Linked DNA regions of Homo sapiens: region 2 is linked to region 1. Evidence: read pairs that join two places in POLR2A ChIA-PET (ENCODE). Cell type or tissue: GM12878. All regions are shown on one strand. Region 1 overlaps COMMD1 (copper metabolism domain containing 1). Region 2 has its middle 150 kb from the start of MIR5192.

What was found. ChIA-PET counts read pairs that join two places held together with the same protein. Peaks named below come from ENCODE experiments on the same cell type or tissue, not always from the same donor. Only the 100,000 strongest peaks of a DNase experiment are listed, where the experiment ranks them.
Region 2: POLR2A ChIA-PET joins it to region 1 with 5 read pairs; 2 of 35 experiments call an interaction of 5 or more read pairs at or near these places.

Annotation. Positions count from the first base shown.
Region 1 is chr2:61,972,596-61,976,595 of GRCh38, reverse strand. The region is part of intron 1 of COMMD1 (copper metabolism domain containing 1); the gene reads right to left. Among named protein-coding and RNA genes, the nearest start is that of COMMD1, 69 kb to the right of the region's middle. In GM12878, no CTCF peak of the experiment used is centred here; no DNase peak of the experiment used is centred here.
Region 2 is chr2:62,349,426-62,353,425 of GRCh38, reverse strand. No RefSeq gene overlaps it. Among named protein-coding and RNA genes, the nearest start is that of MIR5192, 150 kb to the right of the region's middle. In GM12878, no CTCF peak of the experiment used is centred here; no DNase peak of the experiment used is centred here; H3K27ac peaks cover 688 bases.

The DNA of each region.
Region 1 (4,000 bases):
CATTACTGATAGGAGTGCTGAAGACTTCAACTATAAATAGTGGATTCATCTATTTCTCCTTGCAGTTCTATCAGTTTTTTCCTCAGATATTTTGATGCTTATTGTTAAGAATATACACATTAAAGACATGTTTTTTTGGAGAACTGACCTCTTTATCATTGTGTAATACTCTTCTTTGATCCCTAATAACTTTTCTTGCTCTGAAGTCTGTTCAGTCTGAAATTAATGTAGCTACTCCCACTTTCACTTGGTTAGTGTCAGCATGGTGTATCTTTATCTTTTTTATATTTATGTTCTTTGTATTTAAAATGGGTTTTTTATAGACAACATATAGTTAGTTGGGTATTTGTCTTTTGATTCACTCTGACAGTATGTATTTTTTTCTTTTTTTTTTTTTAGTTACTCTATTAACTGACTGATTTTCCTTTTTTTTAAAGCTACCCTAGTATGCATTTTAACTGGTATAAAACATATGAGACGCAAAAACCGATAGAACTGCAAAGTAAAATTGACAAATCCACTTTTATAGTTGGAGAATTCAATACCCTTCTATCAGTAACTGACAGATCCAGTAGGCAGAACACAGCTGAAATGAACACCACTACTAATCACCTGGATCTAATTCATATTTACAAAATACTTCATCCAACAGTAGCAGAAGATGCATTCTTCTCAAACTCACATGGAACAACGACCAAGACAGACCACATTCTGGGCCATAAAACACAACTTAACAATTGTAAAAGAATAGAAATTATACGAAGTATGCTCTTAGACCTCAATGAAATTAAACTAGAAATCAAAAACAGAAAGATGGCTGAAAAACCCCACAATACTTGGAGATTAAACAACACATTTTAAAATAATATAAAGGTCAAAGAAGAAGTCTAGAGAAATTTTTAAATATTTTAGTGAAATAATTTAAATGTTTTAATGAAATATTTTAATGAAAATACAACCTAAATTGTAAAATGCATCAAAAGCAGTGCTTATAAAGAAATTTACAGAAAGATCATATAAAAAAATCATATAATTCTATCAATAGATGCAGAAAAAGCAACACCAAATGTTGACAAAAATGTGGAACAACTGGAACTCTCATCCACTGCTGGTGGGAGTGGAAAATGGAATAGCCACTTTGGATAAAACTTTGGCAGTTTCTTAAGAAACTAAACATACTCTTGCCATATGCATAAAATCCAGCAATCACTCTCCTTGATACCTCCCCAAATGAATTGAAAAATTACATCCACACAAAAACACGTATGTGGTTTTTTATAGCAGTTTTATTCATAATTGCCAAAAGTTAGAAGCAACCAAAATGTCCTTCAGTAGGTGAACAGATAAATAAAACCGGAGTATATCTAGACAAAGAAATATTATTTAGTACTAAAAAGAAATGAGCTTATCTAAGAGTTCCCAAAGAGGAAAATTAGAGTCAAATAATTAAAATACAAAAAAAAAAAAAAAAAAAAAAGAAAGAAATGAGCTATCGAGCCATGAAAGGCCAGGAAAGAATCTTAAATACATATAATTCAGTGAAAGAAGCCATTCTAAAAAGGCTATATATTGTATGATTCCACCTAGATGACAATCTAAAAAAGGTAAAACTGTGAAGACGGTAAAGAGATCAGTGATTGCCAGGGGTTCAGGAAGGAGGAGGGAGAGAAAGATAAATAGCTGAAGCAGAGTGAACGCTAATGTAAACAATGGACTTTAATTAATAATAACATCAATATTGGGTCATCAATTGCAATTAATCTACCACATCAATGCAAGATATTAATAGGGGAAACTGCAAGGGGGAGGAAGGTGAGAGGGTTTATGGGAGCTCTCTGTATTTTCCCTTCAGTTTTTTCTATAAACCTAAAATTGCTCTAAAAAATATCCTATTTAAAACAAACTTTTTTTTTTTTTTTTTTTTGAGATGGAGTCTCGCTCTGTCGCCCAGGCTGGAGTGCAGTGGCACGATCTCAGCTTGCTGCAACCTCTGCCTCCCAGGTTCAAGCAATTCTCTGCCTCAGCCTCCTGAGTAGCTGGGATTACAGGCGCCTGCCACCATGCCCAGCTAATTTTTGTATTTTTAGTAGAGATGGGGTTTCACCATCTTTGCCTAGGCTGGTCTTGAACTCCTGACCTAGTGATCCACCTGCCTCAGCCTCCAAAAGTGCTGGGATTACAGGCGTGAGCCACCGAGCCCGGCCAAAAAAAATATTAATAGATAAAACATGCATGAATTTCATAGATACAATGCTAAATGAAAATAGATACAGATTATTTACTGTATAATTCCATCATATAAACTTCTTTTTTCTTAGACAGTCTCACTCTGTTGCCCAGGCTGGAGTGCAGCAGCTCAGTGCAACCTCTGTCTCCCAGGTTCAAGCGATTCTCGTGCCTTGGACTCCTGAGTAGCTGGGATTACAAAGGCATGCCACCACACCAGGTTAATTTTTGCATTTTTAGTAGAGACAGGGTTTCACCATGTTTGCCAGGCTGGTCTCAAACTCCTGACCTCAAGTGATCTGCCCACCTCAGCCTCCCAAGTGCTGGGATTACTGGCGTGAGCCATCGCGCCCAGCCCCATTATATGATGTTCTAGAGCAAGTGAAACTAATCTATGAGAACAGAAATCAGAAGAGTACTTACTTGAGGCAGTGGTGGGGTTGACTAGGAAGAGGCACAAGGGAATTTTCAGGGGTGTTGATAGGATGATGGGATGACAGGTGTGTGGATTATATAGGTATACACATTTTTAGAATTCAAACTGAAGACTTAAGTACTATCATATACAAATGGCACTTGATTTTTTAAATAGCAAAAGATAAAAATAACCTCTTACACAAAAAAATACTATTCTTTAAATTCAGATCAAAGACTGAGATTTTGAAAAGCAAAATACTACTGACATACTACGTACTATTACATACTGACATACTACTGACATGCAAAGCATACTACTAACAAAATAGCAGTATGAAAAATATATAACGACTCCTTCAAACTGAAAAACAACATAAAAACCTGACCAAAAATATGAACAGACAATTCACAGAGGAGGAAACCCAAATGATAAATAAGCGAAAATATTTATTAGTTCAACCTAATAATCAAGACAATGACAATTAATACCATTTCCCTTCCATTATACTGGCAAAAATAAAATGCCCCACGATAGTGAATACAGTTTCTCCACATCCTCACCAGCATCTCTCAAATACTGTTGTTGGAAATGTAACATTTTGGAGATTATCTATGAAATTTTGGCATTATCTATAAAAATTTAAGATTTATGTATTTTAGACCAAAGCAACTCCTCTGCAACGTAAAAACCTTACAGGAACCCTTGTACCTAGGGACTAGGAGTTCCTGTACAAAAATGGTTATTGCAGCAATGTTGATAACAGCAACAAATTAGAATTAACCCAAATGTCTGAAATAAAAAAGTGAATAGTGACAGCCAAACAATGGACTAGAATATGGTAAACAAATCAGAACTGTATCTATCAGCATGGATAAAGCACAAACACCAAAATTGAACAATAATAACAAAAAAAGCAAATTGCAGACAAATATATAAAGTAGTATTTCATATAAGTATACTACTTATATGAAATTTTATAAGGGCCAGGTGCGGAGGCTCACACCTGTAATCCCAACACTTTGGGTGGCCGAAGCGGGCGGATCACTTGAGGTTAGGAGTTTGGGACCAGCCTGGCCAACTTGCTGAAACCCAGTCTCTACTAAAAAACAAACAAACAAAACAGAAATTTTATAAGATGAAAAATACTAAAAACACATACATAACAAATATGTGACATTATGCATGAGATTGATAAGCACCTAATTCATGACAGTTTTGAGGAGTGCTGACCAGGTATTTTGTAGAAGGTCCCTCAGTTGAGATTTGCCTGATGTTTGCCTCCTGGTTAGACAAAGGTTATGTGTTTTGGGGAGAAAGAACGCAGAGATAAAGTGCCATTCTCATCCCACCATATCA
Region 2 (4,000 bases), 380 kb before region 1:
GAACGTTTTCAAAATTAATTGACTGCACAGTAATTATGTCACAAAAACTTCAATAAATCCCAAAAGTAGTTACATTGCAAAAGGAATAAAGACACCTCTCTCTCCCTCTCCCTACTCTCTGTCTCTCTCTTTTTCTCTAGGGTCTTACTCTTTCACCCAGGCTGGAGTGCATTGGTGATGATAGCTCACTACAACCTCAAAGTCCCAGGCTGAAGTGATCCTCCCACCTCAGCCTCTTCAGTAGCCGAGACTACAGGTGTGTGCCGGCATACGCACCTCGATAATTTTTTTATTTTTAGTAAAGGTGAGGTCTAACTGTGTTGCCTAGGCTGGTCTCAAACTCCTGAGCTTGAGTGATCCCCCTGCCTTGGCCTCCCAAAGTACTGGGATTACAGGCATGAGCCATCATGCCTGGCCTGAGACACCATTCTCTAATCATGATGTAATAAAACAAAAATTATTACAGAACCAGAAAACAAACAAACTTTACCACTTAGACTTTTTTTTTTTTCCTTTTTGAGACAGAGTCTCGCTCTGTCACCCAGGCTGGAGTGCAATGGCGGGACCTCGGCTCACTGCAACCTCCACCTCCCAGGTTCAAGCGATTCTCCTATCTCAAGCCTCCTGAGTAGCTGGGATTACACGCGCCTGCCACCACACCTGGCTAATTTTTTGTATTTTTAGTAGAGACAGGGTTTCACCATGTTAGCCAGGATGGTCTCAATCTCCTGTCCTCGTGATCCGCCCGCCTCAGTCTCCCAAAGTGCTAGGATTACAGGTGTAAGCCACAGTGCCTGGCCTACCACTTGGACTTTTATAACTCTCCCTGACTTAACACTAGGTCCAAAAAGGAAAAAGAAGGAGGAAGAGAAAAAGAAGAAAGTATAAAATATCTCAGTGAAGGAGATCAGATATGGTACCTCAAAATATATAACTTTGGTATAAGGATTATTTTTGAGCTGAAGCAGCAGACACAGGAAGAGCCCTCTGCCTTCCTCCTATCTGACTACAAGCAGGACATACATTTCCTTTCTGCAAAGAAAATTCCCATTTGTAAAGGTCCCCCCACCCATACCAGGAAGAGGAGAATGGAAAATTAATGTTATCTCTAGAGATAGCACTAAATGAGTCTGCATAAACAACCCTTATCTGCCATTAGTTTCCCCCAGAATTTTTCTCATCACCTTCCTACAATTTAACCCCTTAGAAGCCCAAGGCTTCTTTTTCTTTTCTAGTCATTTCTCCATAGTTTATCACTTTATGTTAAAATGGTATATATGCCTTCAAATCCAATCATCTCTTTGGATTTTTCACTTGTTTTCTGTGAAGCCTGGTGCATGTACAATTATTAACATGATAAAGTTGTATGCCTTGGCTGGGCGCAGTTGCTCACACCTGTAATCCTAGCACTTTGGGAGGCTGAGGCGGGTGGATCACAAGGTCAGGAGATCGAGACCATCCTGGCTGACACAGTGAAACCCTGTCTCTACTAAAAATACAAAAAAATTAGCCGGGCGTAGTGGCAGGTGCCTGTAGTCCCAGCTACTCGGGAGGCTGAGACAGGAGAATGGCGTGAACCCGGGAGGTGGAGCTTGCAGTGAGCCGAGATCGTGCCACCGCACTCCAGCCTGGGTGACTGAGCGAGACTCCATCTCAAAAAAAAAAAAAAAAAATGGTTGTGTGCTTTTTCTCCTGTGAATGTGACTCTTGACAGGTTGCCAGGTACTAAAACTGAGGAAAAGCTTTTTTCTCCCCTAAGTAGACAATAATGTTAGTAAAAACCGTATATATCAGAGCCCATAGACTATAGCTAAAACAGTTCGTAGAGAAGAAAAACTATGTTAAAAATACGTTTTTTTCTTTGAGATGGAGTCTCACTCTGTCGCCCAGGCTGGAGTGCAGTGGCATGATCTCAGCTCACTGCAACCTCTGCCTCCTGGGTTTAAGTGATTCTCCTTCCTCAGCCTCCCAAGTAGCTGGGACTACAGGCATGTGCCACCACACCCTGCTAATTTTTTTGTATTTTTAGTAGAGATGGGGTTTCACCATGTTAGCCAGGATGGTCTTGATCTCCTGACCTCATGATTCGCCCACCTCAGCCTCCCAAGGTGCTGGGATTACAGGCATGAGCTGCCACACCCGGCTGTTAAAAATAATTTTAATCAAAATAATAAAATTCATTTAACAAAAAAACTCAAGAAAGTTATAGGGGGAAGGGAAGAAAATCGTTCCTAAGGAAAGCAAGAGGAAGAAATTAATAAAGGATAAACAAATGAATTACAAAACATAAAAATTAGCACTAATAAATAAATCTATGAGTTAGTTCTTCAAAAAGGCCAAGAAAGGAAGAAAGAAAACAAGAAAAAGAAACAACATCCCAAAAGAAAACCAAATAAAAGATATAAACAATTCATAGAAAATAACATACAGAGGGCTCTTAAACATATACAAGGATGCATAACCTTATTCATCAAAAGAGACAATGCAACTTAAAAAATAATAAACAAGCATATGAAAAGCCGCCGAACATCACTAGCCATCAGGGAAATGCCAGTCACAACCATTGAGGGCCCTTGCCAGCCAACGAGAGCAAATCCAGCATCTTACCTCTCACCTCTGCTGCGCTAACTCTTCCCTTCAGGCCCAGCCATACCTGGCTTCAGATGGCAGCAGTGATGATAGGTGGGAGGACTTGGACTCTTGGGACATGGACTCATTCTCTGTGGAGTGTGGAGGGCACTGGCACTACAAGGTAGGGGACCACTGGGAAGGAGAAGATGGAGACATCAAGGATAACTGGGATGATGATGATGTGTCGGGCAGGGAAGGAAGGAAGCAGAAGCAAAACCAGAAGTAAAAATTTCAGGCCAGGCATGGTAGCTCGTGCCTGTAATCCTAGCACGTTGGGAGGCCAAGGCGGGAGGATTGCTTGAGCCCAGGAGTTCAAGACCATCCTAGACAACATGGCAAAATCCTGTCTCTACAAAAATACAAATATTAGCCGGGTGTGGTGGTGCACACCTATGGTCCCAGCTACTCGGGAGGCTGAGATGGAAGGATTGATCACTTGAGCCCAGGAGGATCACTTGAGCCTAGGAGGTCAAGGCTGCAGTGAGCCGAGATGGTGCCACTGCACTCTGGCCTGGGCGACAGAGTAAGACCCTGTCTCAAAAAAAAAAGAAGTAAAATTTTCAGAAAAGAAAAAAATGACAGAGAAGATACTCTAACCTTAATAAAGTCATCGCCCAGTGCGCATGGCAAGTCAGTATGCCGACACACCAGGTTGCAGCAGAGGAAGAGGTTTAATCATAGGACAGCCAAATGGGATCTCAAATCTCCCTGAGGAGTTTGGGGCTAGGGTTTTTAAGGATTTTGGAGTGGGCCCAAGTGTGGAGATTGTTTGGCTGAATGCAGGGTGAAGTGATGAGACACGGAGGTAAGGAGAGTGTATTATTGTGCTGATTCAGTTCCTCCGTGGGGGTCTTTAAATTGGTTGGCATCATTGTTTTGCTGGAATTCAGAATCTGCTAAAGCAGTTTTTAAACAAAAGTCTTAACCTCTGAAAAGGAACATTGGGGATGTAAATGGTAAGCGTCTAGTGCTACATAAGTGACTTAAGGTTACAAAGAAGTGAGTCAAAGCACAGCCTGATTAATGCTTAATTTTTTTTTTTTTTTGAGACTGAGTTTCAATCTTGTTGCCCAGGCTAGAGTGCAATGGTACAGTCTCGGCTCACTGCAACCTCCACCTCCCAGGTTCAAATGATTCTCCTGTCTCATCCTCCCAAGCAGCTGGGATTACAGGTGCCCGCCATCGCACCCGGCTAATTTTTGTATTTTTTTAGTGCAGACAGGGTTTCACTATGTTGGCCAGGCTGGTCTCGAACTCCTGACCTCAGGTGATCCACTTGCCTTAGCTTCACCAAAGTGCTGGGATTACAGACATGAACCACCACACCCGATAATGCTTAATTATAACTATATTTCTGGCCAAAATTCTT